3 separate regions of the Homo sapiens genome follow, and regions 1 and 2 are each linked to region 3. The links are chromatin contacts, found by Hi-C or POLR2A ChIA-PET in ENCODE. All regions are on one chromosome and are shown on one strand. The core of a region is the stretch at or near the end of the contact, and the rest is flanking DNA. Distances in the headings are between cores, read along the strand shown.

What was found. Hi-C counts contacts between places; a loop is a spot of excess contacts on that map. ChIA-PET counts read pairs that join two places held with the same protein, here RNA polymerase II (POLR2A). Pooled maps may share reads with other maps.
Region 1: a loop to region 3 is called in a pooled map, with 5 times the contacts of the local background. The contact joins the enhancer-like site here to the promoter of RPL23 in region 3. A Hi-C loop is called at or near these places in 2 of 50 pooled maps. POLR2A ChIA-PET finds 5 or more read pairs at or near these places in 4 of 52 experiments (H1, WTC11, activated B cell and 1 more).
Region 2: a pooled map shows a loop between it and region 3 (7-fold over the local background). The contact joins the promoter of SOCS7 here to the promoter of RPL23 in region 3. A Hi-C loop is called at or near these places in 1 of 37 single-sample maps with no recorded cell type and 6 of 50 pooled maps.

What each region holds. Positions count from the first base shown.
Region 1 is chr17:39,117,157-39,120,428 of GRCh38, reverse strand. The region is part of intron 2 of PLXDC1 (plexin domain containing 1); the gene reads left to right. Among named protein-coding and RNA genes, the nearest start is that of PLXDC1, 33 kb to the left of the region's middle. RefSeq lists an enhancer at 1,194-1,243. Within about 2 kb of position 1,613, at least 2 of the 41 ENCODE cell types and tissues checked have a DNase peak (open chromatin) inside an H3K27ac peak, as active enhancers do.
Region 2 is chr17:38,350,365-38,353,279 of GRCh38, reverse strand. It overlaps SOCS7 (suppressor of cytokine signaling 7), which reads right to left and starts at 1,436. Exons shown (of 10, transcript NM_014598.4): 1 at 248-1,436. The coding sequence starts at 1,227. LOC124903991 (a long non-coding RNA gene) reads left to right here and starts at 2,284. Exons shown (of 2, transcript XR_007065738.1): 1 at 2,284-2,362; 2 at 2,555-2,821.
Region 3 is chr17:38,852,192-38,855,433 of GRCh38, reverse strand. It overlaps RPL23 (ribosomal protein L23), which reads left to right and starts at 1,713. Exons shown (of 5, transcript NM_000978.4): 1 at 1,713-1,736; 2 at 2,329-2,412; 3 at 2,702-2,830. The coding sequence starts at 1,724. SNORA21 (small nucleolar RNA, H/ACA box 21) reads left to right here and starts at 2,439; the gene lies at 2,439-2,571. It also overlaps the pseudogene RPS20P35. RefSeq lists enhancers at 1,460-1,569, 1,293-2,076, 1,567-2,766, 2,077-2,860.

The sequences.
Region 1 (3,272 bases), core at 364-2,863, 270 kb before region 3:
CAATATGCTGGGTCAGGCCAGGCGCAGTGGCTCACACCTGTAATCCCAGCACTTTGGGAGCCCGAGGAGGGTGGATCACCTGAGGTCGGTCTCTACTAAAAATACAAAATTTAGCCGGGCGTGGTGGCGGGTGCCTGTAATCCCAGCTACTTGGGAGGCTGAGGCAGGAGAGTCGCTTGAACCTGGGAGGCAGAGGTTGCCGTGAGCCGAGGTGGTGCCATTGCACTCCAGCCTGTGTTACATGAGCGAAACTCCATCTCAAAAAACAAAACAAAAAAGCGCTGGGTCAGAGTGGCCTGCAGGGGTGCGTGATTTAACCCGTGCCTGTCATGGCCTTAGGTCCTCTTTATAATTTGATATCATATTGCCACAGAGTCCATTCTGTCTGTCTTCTGATCTCTATTTTAATATTAATGCTGGTAGTTGTGTCTAAACTGCAAAAGGGAGGGGTTACAATGAGGTGTGTCTGGTCTCCCATCCCATTATGGCTGGGAACTCAGCTTTTCTGGGGTCTCATTGGCCAAGAGGGGGTCCATTCAGTTGGTTGGGGGACTTAGGATTTTATTTTTAGTTTACAGTGGCTGATGTGTTGCCAGGGAAAAGTTCTCCCAGAAATTTAGTTTCTCAGTTCTCTCTTCTCATTCATATTCTTTTTAAAAATGAAGTTAAAAAAAAATTTTTTTTGAGACAGGGTCTCACTCTGTCGCCCAGGCTGGGGTGCAGTGGTGCGATCTTGGCTCACTGCAGCTTCAACTTCCCAGGCTCAAACGATTCTCCTGCCTCAGACTCTGAATAGCTCGGACTATGGGAGCACGCCATCACCCCTGGCCAGTTTTGGTATTTTTTGTAGAGATGGTGGTTTCAACATGTTGCCCAGGCTGGTCTCGAACTCGTGAGCTCAAGTGATCCACCCACCTGGGTCTCCCAAAGTACCAGCATTACAGGCCTGAGCCTCCACGCCCGATCTAATTTAATTTTTTAATTGACAAATAATTGTACATATTCATGGGGTACATAGTAATGTTTCAATACATATAATGTATAGTGATCAGATCAGGGTAATTTGCACATTCATAATCTCAAACACGTACCCTTGCTTTGTGGTGGGCTCATTCACACTCTTGCTGTCTGTACCAGTGAAGGACTGCCTGGGCTCACCCTGGAGGTTTTTCCTCTGATCACCTCATAAGCAAGGCTATTCTATTTAAGGTCCTTTTGGTTCTGAGGAGCTATTTGAGCTGTCCCACAGAGAAGGATTATCGTGAGGGTGCAGAAGACGATCATGGGAGACCCAAGGGCTGGACATGAAGGACAGCCAGACCTCAAGGAAGCTGGAAAGCTGTTGGGAACCAGGTCCCCTCCCCCAGTTCTTGCCTCCTTTTCATTAATTCATCATATGTTTATTGAAGCCAAATGTATATAAGGTCTGCCTTTCCTTTCTGTGGATCAGAAGTCTTCTGCAGACAGCTCAGGATGGTTTCGGTTCCTTTTTTTCTTTTTTTCTCACAGACTCTGTTCATCTTGAATGGTTTCAGTTCCTAAGTCTCCAAGATCTTTCAACTCAGCTCTCTTGCTGCCAGCTTCTCAGTTTCCCAATTTCACCCTCCCGGGTGGTGATCTGATTGGCTCAGGCTGCACAAGCTGTAGATTGTAGGCTTCCAATAGATGAGCTGCTTTTGAATCATGTGATTACCTATGTCCAATCAGTCTGAGGAAGCACAGGGTCATGTAGGAGACTGTGATGGGTGTAGTCAACTCAGCAGGGCCTACGGGTCTGGGGGCAAACGTCATTGGGATGGGGATGGAGCATCCTAAAACATGTCTGGTACAAGGATATTATTTAAAATATAATGTCACACCTGAAATTTTAGTTAGCAGGGCTCCATACAACATTGATGTTTCAGGAGCATCAGAAATTGTAGACTAGGCGGACATGGTGGCTCATGCTTGTAATCCCAGCACTTTGGGAGACCAAGGTGGGTGGATCACCTGAGGTCAGGAGTTCAAGAACAGCCTGGCCAACATGGTAAAACCCCTGTCTCTATTAAAAATACAAAATTAGCTGGGTGTGGTGGTATGCACCTGTAATCCCAGAGACTCTGGAGGGTGAGGCAGGAGAATCGCTTGATCCCAGGAAGCAGAGGTTGCAGTAGCCCAGATCTCACCATTGCACTCCAGCCTGGGCGACAAGAACGAAACTCCATCTCAAAAAAGAAGAAAAGAAAAGAGAGAGAGACAGACAGACAGAGAGAGAAAGAAAGAAAGAGAAAGGAAGGAAGAGATTGAGAGGAAGGAAGGAAGAGATTGAGAGAGAGAGAGGAAGGAAGGAAGGAAGGAAGGAAGGGAGGGAGGGAGGGAGGGAGGGAAGGAATTCTAGACTAAAAGGACTGGCTCTAGAACGCCGCGGGTAGGTGGCAATAGCTTTCATTGCATCACTGATGCTCAGCCCTGAGGAACCTGGGTAAACTCTGGCCTCATAAAGAACTGGATGGAGACAATCAATACAGGCAATGGAGCAGCCCTGCCCCAGCTGAAGTCTCTTCTTTTTCATTCCACAAGGCCTGAGTGGTTGGCAGAACTGTTGCACCTCCCTGGGCATGTGGACAGATTGGAGGATGCTGGCCAATCAAACCCTTTACTCAGCTCTGCTTCCAGAAAGTAAAAGGCATGTCTCTTGGTTTTGTTTTGTGACAATGTCTTGCTCTGTTGCCCAGGCTGGAATGCAGTGGCATGATCATGGCTTACTGCAGCTTTGATCCCTTGGGATCAGGCAATCCTCCTGCCCCAGCCTCACAAGTAGCTGGGACTACAGGTGCATGCCACCATGCCCAGCTAATTTTTGCATTTTTTTTTTTGTAGACTTGGGGGGAGGGTCTCACTATGTTGCCCAAGCTGGTCTTGAACTCCTGGATTCAAGCGATGTTTCTGCCTCAGCCTCCCAAAGTGCTTCTTGTCTTTTGAGAGTACTGGTTCATTGGTTGGATTCAGATGGCAAGTGGACATTGCGGTTGACTTTTCAACATATATTTTACCTTACAGCCTTGTACAATAGGAATGGGATCTTGGGTTCCATGATAATCCTACCCCCCAGCTGGTGTTTGGTTTAGGTGGAAGCTGTTTAGCATCTAGGGCTTCCTAGTCCAGAGGTGGCAGGGGACCCAGGTTGACCCTGCCATCTTGAAGCACACGTGTTCATTCAGTGGTCGGGGAGAGGTGTGCTGTGCCTGTCTTGCTTCCATGAGCCAGGGCTAGTTGCCACTGTCTGCCATCCC
Region 2 (2,915 bases), core at 187-2,686, 500 kb after region 3:
AACCATCTTCCAACAAGACAGATGCAAACCAGCTGAGAAGTGTCACGGAGTGTGCACTCTTTAAGAGTGAAAGCTGTTTCCACAATTAGCGCTGACCTTATGCGAGATGTTACCACCTTTGGTCCCAAGTCTCTGCCTCCTCCTGAAGACCCTATCTTAAGAACTGTCAGGATCGCGATAGCAATAGATAAAAAGGGAAACCAAACAAGAAAAGGAAGTTTGTCGGCCAGCCCCCGGCCGGTCTCACCTCCCCGCGTCCAGCTCCCGGCCCGCAGAGCCTCCCATGTCTGTCAGGCTCGCAGCTGAAGCAGCCAGCTCTCCAGAAGGCCTCTTGCCGGTCCCATCCCCACCGCCGGAGCCACCGTTGCAGCTCTTGGTGCGAAAGAGGCGACTGAGGCGGATTTTGAAGGAGCCCTTCCGAGAAGGACCCGCGAGTGGCCGGAGGGGCCCGGGAGGAGGCGGGGGCGGGGGAGGTTGCTGCTGCTGCTGCTGCTGCTGCTCCCCTCTACTCAGGCGCCCCAGAGGGACCAAGTCCTGCAGCGGGAAGGGCACCGGAGGTAATTCAGGGCCTGGGGGCTGCAGCAGAAGCCGGCCGCCCCCTCCTCCTCCGCGACCCGGGCTGCTGAGCTCCTCTTCCGAGCAGCTGTTAGTCTCCAGGCTCTCGGCCTCCGATTCCAAGCCCTCCAGGACCAGCAGCGCGTCGCTCGTTTCCGTGGGGTCCTCCCCGGCCTGCGGGGCGGCAGCAGGCGGCTGGGGCTGCGGAGGGGGCGGCTGAGGAGGACACGGACACGGGCAGCAACCCCCACCGACTGTCTTGACCCCCGGCCCCGCCGGCTGCCCGAGCCCCAGAGCCGCCAACTGCGCCTCTAGTCCAGCCGCCGGGCCCCAGGTCCGCTCGAGCGCCAAGCCCGGCGGCAGGGCCTTGGGGTCCAGGGCACAGCGGTGCCGGGGACACAGCAGTTCCGAGGGTCCCGGCTCCGGGGCCGCCTCCACGTCCTCCTCCTCCGGCGGCCGACCCACGTTGCGGAACACCATCAGCTGCGGCGGCCGGGAGCCCCGCGGGCCGGGCCGCGCGAGGAAGGGTGGCGGCGGGGGGCCATGGCCCGGGGGCGGTGGCGGAGGGCCTGGCTCGGGGGCCGCCTCTCCATAGCCAAGGAGGCGGCTCAGGACGCGGTACGAAGCGGCCGCCGCCGCCGCCTCGCCATCCCGGAGCTCGGCCTCCTGCATCGGGGAGAGGGAGGGAGGGCGGGCGGCTGGGAGCCGGGCTGGGGTGGGGACTAGGCCGGGCCCCGCCGGAGCCCCGCCCGCCGCGGCCCCCGGAGCGACAGCGCTAACGGCCGCCGCGGCCTCTGCCTCATAGAGGGGGGCGGGGGGCGCGCGGAGCCCAGCGCGAGCCCAGGCCGCGCTCCGCCACCGCCGAGCACCGCCCCCAAGCCGACGTCACTTCCGGAAGGGCTTAGCCACGCCACTTTCCCCAGGGCGTGCTCGCGCTGGCCTCCACGGCGAGTGACGCCGCGCGCGCCCCCGGCCCCTATTGGCGGTGAGCTGTCTGTTGGCTGGCGTTGGTCTCTTTTCCCGGTCCTTGCTTTTCACTTCCTGGGCGCCCAGGCCCAGGCCATCCCATTCGGTAGAGTGGAGAGGCCTTGGAAACCATGGTCTGGTCCTGGGAGCGCGCCGCTGGCCTTGGGAGCACATATGGTTCTGCCATCTACGCCGCTTGCGATGTGTGACCTTGGCTGAGTCATTTCATCATTAATCTGTATCTCCGTCCGCCTGGCACCCAGTGAATGTTTGTGGAATCAGTACATGAATCGTGTTCTAGACCCAGTGCTGTACTGATAAATGTGTAACAACCAGCTCTCTGGGGGGAGAACGGGAATGTATGCACATATATAGGTACAAAAATTTGTCGTTAAGTTTTACTGACATAAAGGATGTGTAGTTCACAATTTACAATTAATAGTAAATTGGCAAATTCCATATAACTCTTTCTCACAGAATGCTTTCATTGATTTTTGCCAAACTCTTATATGGGTAGCCAAACTGTGATTGCAGTTGACCTAGGAGTGTAATTGTAAAGGTGAATGTTGGTTGATAAAACTGAAAAAGACAAAACTTAATTGGATTGTCAATGATGGGAGCAACTTCTTTGCTGAGTCAGAAAACGGTTTCAAATACTGGAAGAATATTTACTCAATTTTTGTGCTATTCATAATGTAACGGCTACAGACAACACATTAAGTTTTTGCTGTTGTTGAGATGGAATCTTTCTCTATTGCCCAGGCTGGAGTGCAATGGCGCTATCTTGGCTCACTGCAACCTCTGCCTCCCGGGTTCAAGCAATTCTCCTGCCTCGCTCCAGGTAATTTTTTGTATTCTTAGTAGAGACAGGGTTTCACCATGTTGGCCAGGCCAGTTTTGAACTCCTGACCTCAGGTGATCCACCCGCCTTGGCCTCCCAAAATGCTGGGATTACAGGCGTGAGCCACCGCGCCCACGCCCGGCCTTCTTATCTTTACACAGGGATAAGGATTGCAATTTTGCTTGCTTGCAGGCATGTTGTGAGGATCAAATAAGATCAAGCTTTTTGTGTGGAGGAGGTGAGACTGGAGGCAGGGAGCCCATTGAAATAGTCCCAGTGGGAGATATTGAGAGATGCAAGGGAAAAGGAGGAAGGATCAGCTGCAGAACTCAGTGACTTCTAATACCTGAGGGTGCATTGAGGGGAAGAGGGTGGAGGGTTGAGTCCTGCAACCAGAGGGACCTTTTCAGAATGGAAATGTGTTCATAGCCTGTGATTAAAATTGTTCATGGCTTCCCATTGTTCTTAGGCTAATGTGTGATCTTGTGATCTGACCCCTGTGTGATCTAACCCCTGCCTCTCTAGCCACATCCCCTGCTAAGCTCCACCTTGT
Region 3 (3,242 bases), core at 464-2,963:
TGATCAAGTCAGCACACACCTTCTCCAGGGATTTTACGATGCGGCTCGTTAGAGTGACTCGAATTCGTGAATTGCCACCTCCGCCTCCCTGGGTGTTTTTCCGGTATCCTTAAAAGCCATGGCTGCTGCGCGGCTTCCTGAGCGACTGGTTCCTCGGCGAGGGCGAACAGCGGTGAGTCAGTAGCAGGAGCGTGCGGATCAGCGATCCGCAACACCTACGACCGCGTCTTCCTCAAAGAGCTATTTATCTATATACATTTTTGAGACGGAGTCTAGCTCTGTCGCCCAGGCTGGAGTGCAGTAGCGCGATCTCGGCTCACTGCCGCCTCTGCCTTCTGGGTTCAAGCGATTCTCCTGCCTCAGCCTCCGGAGTAGCTGGGATTACAGGCGCCCGCCACCACGCCCAGCTAATTTTTGTATTTTTAGTAGAGACGGAGTTTCCCTGTGTTGGCCAGGCTAGTCTCGATCTCCTGACCTCGTGATCCACCCGCCTCGGCCTCCCAAAGTGCTGGGATTACAAGCGTGAGCCACAAGGCCCGGCCACTATTTATATTTTACACTTGATCTTGGCCAAAAGGCCGAGAAGCGATACTATTTATATTTTTATAATACATATCCCCATCTAACATACTACATACTGCAATTACTTATTATATCTTTTGTTTAGTGTCTAATATCCTCCTCCACCTGCACCCCAGCAGAATGTAAGCTCCATAAGGAAAAGAATGTTGATCTATTTTGTTCTCTGATGTAATCCGCTGTACGCCCTGGACAGAACCTGCTGTAAAGTAGGAGCTCAATAAGTATGTGAATTAATGTATCGTGGGAAGGAAAGAACCCAGAGAATAAGGGGCGGCTGAAGCTGTGAAAGGAGCAATTAGGCCTGGCGCGGGGGCTCACGCCTGTAATCCCAGCACTTTGAGGGACCAAGGCGGGCAGATCACTTGAGATCAGAAGTTCGAGACCAGCCTGGCCAATAACATGGCGAAACCCCGTCTCTACTAAAAATACAAAAATTAGCCCAGCGTTGTGGCGGGCGCCTGTGGTCTCAGGTACTCTGAGGCTGAGACAGAGAATTGCTTGAACCCGGAAGACGGAGGTTGCAGTGAGCTGAGATCTCGCCACTATACTCCAGCCTGGGCGACAGAGTGAGACTCGGTCTCAAAAAAAGAAAAAAAGAGTGTGTGTTGGGGGGGACGGGTCAATAAATAGAGCAATACTGTATATGTAAAATACAGAATGGTATGATACCAAGAACACATAGATGGAATGATCTGCAGCACTTCTCAACTGTATTACATTCAACGAAACCGTTTAGAGCTTGTTCTCCCTCCCTCCCCCACTTTCTTTGTTCCTTGGGGAACCCCCACACGGCACAAACCGTGTTTTAATTCCTATTCTCTAGTGTGCAGATAAGTGCCTGGCACTATTAAGTGGTCAAAAGAGGTCGTGAGCAAGTTAACAAATCACTGTTTCCATGTCCCTAACTACTCTTAAGCTCGTAGAGAAGATACTTCCTATCTCTTGCGCTTCTACCTCAACTCCCACTTCGCAGAGAGGGCTAAAAGCGACGTCGTAAACTTATTACGTAATAAGGCAGCGCCCAGAGGCGGAAGAGGCCGGTTTTTGCTCCGGCCACGTGAGGAGGGTGGGCGGGGCGTTAAAGTTCATATCCCAGTGTCCTTTGAATCGACTTCCTTTTTTCTTTTTTCCGGCGTTCAAGATGTCGAAGCGAGGTGAGGTTTTGTTTCTGGAGGATCCTCCACCATCTGTCGTGCAGTGGCTGGCGGATTCGTCAGGAGCGGTGGCCCTAGGCAGCTGGGGCGCTTTGCTCTCCTTCAGGCCGGAGAGAGAGAGCCAGGCCACCGCGAGAGCACTGCCAGGGCCCTCGAAAGTGGCAGTGGGGTGCTGGAGAGTTGAGATGGCAGGATCCCGACGTGAATGTAGTCTGGATACCGCGAGATCGCTCCGCGAATAGGGCTATCGTAATGGGGTTGAAGTTAGACTGGATTAGGCCCTGGTTTGCGCGACCTCTGCGGTTTTATGCCTTGCAGGAGTAATTGCGTTTTGCGAAAGTTAGAGCAAGGGTTGAGTCGTCTAGGTTTCTTAATTTCGATGTCAGAGTGTTAATAGTAAGAAATAGGCTACTTTCCGTGAGAATCGGGTGGCACATGGGGACGGCATAAGTAAAATCCGAGCGAGCTAATCTATAGCGTACAGTCTATCAAAGCATGTGCGGTGAATTACAGCTTGAGTATGAGGGGGAACTCCGAACCATGTCTAGATTGTGATCTCTTTATCCTGTTTCCCTTCCCTTTATATCCACAGGACGTGGTGGGTCCTCTGGTGCGAAATTCCGGATTTCCTTGGGTCTTCCGGTAGGAGCTGTAATCAATTGTGCTGACAACACAGGTGAGGTCTTTGCACGTTGCTATACTCCCCCTTTTAAAAGCACTCAATGGGCCTGTGGCTAATGACCTATTGAGCCGTCAAGAAAGGGGAGAGTGAAAACATCGCTTTTGGGTGAAGTGGCAACATGTGTTGTTTGCTTCAATCGGTGGTGTGACAAGGCGTTCTTGCGGACTAACTGCTTGGGCAGTGAGTGGAGGGAGGGGCTTTGGAAGTGTTTGGGAAATGTTATACTGATGGAACGGCCTGATGGCCCTCAACATTTTTTATTTTTATTTACATTCTTTTGTAGGAGCCAAAAACCTGTATATCATCTCCGTGAAGGGGATCAAGGGACGGCTGAACAGACTTCCCGCTGCTGGTGTGGGTGACATGGTGATGGCCACAGTCAAGAAAGGCAAACCAGAGCTCAGAAAAAAGGGTGAGTAAACACTGAGCCCACCTTAATACTGATGAGTAGTGGGGGGACGCTTTCCTTTATTGGAAAATGGATCAGTTTTCAAGGCCTCAAGTTTGTTTTCCATTGAGAGGCAGTGTGAGATAAGTATCTTAAGTTTTTGCTCATATTGTGTTGGAGGGGGGACCATCATCTTGTCACTTCCATACCTTAGTTGTTTTTTTGTTGTTGTTTTTGTTTTGTTTTGTTTTGTTTTTTGAGATGGAGTCTCTCTCTGTCGCCCAGCCCATACTGGAGTGCAATGGCACGATCTTGGCTCACTGCAACCTCCGCCTCCTGGGCTCTCAAAAAAAAATATATTACAAAACGAAAACAAGCTGCCCGTTGCTTATTTTATTATTTGTTTTTGAGATGGAGTCTCACTTGTTGCCCAGGC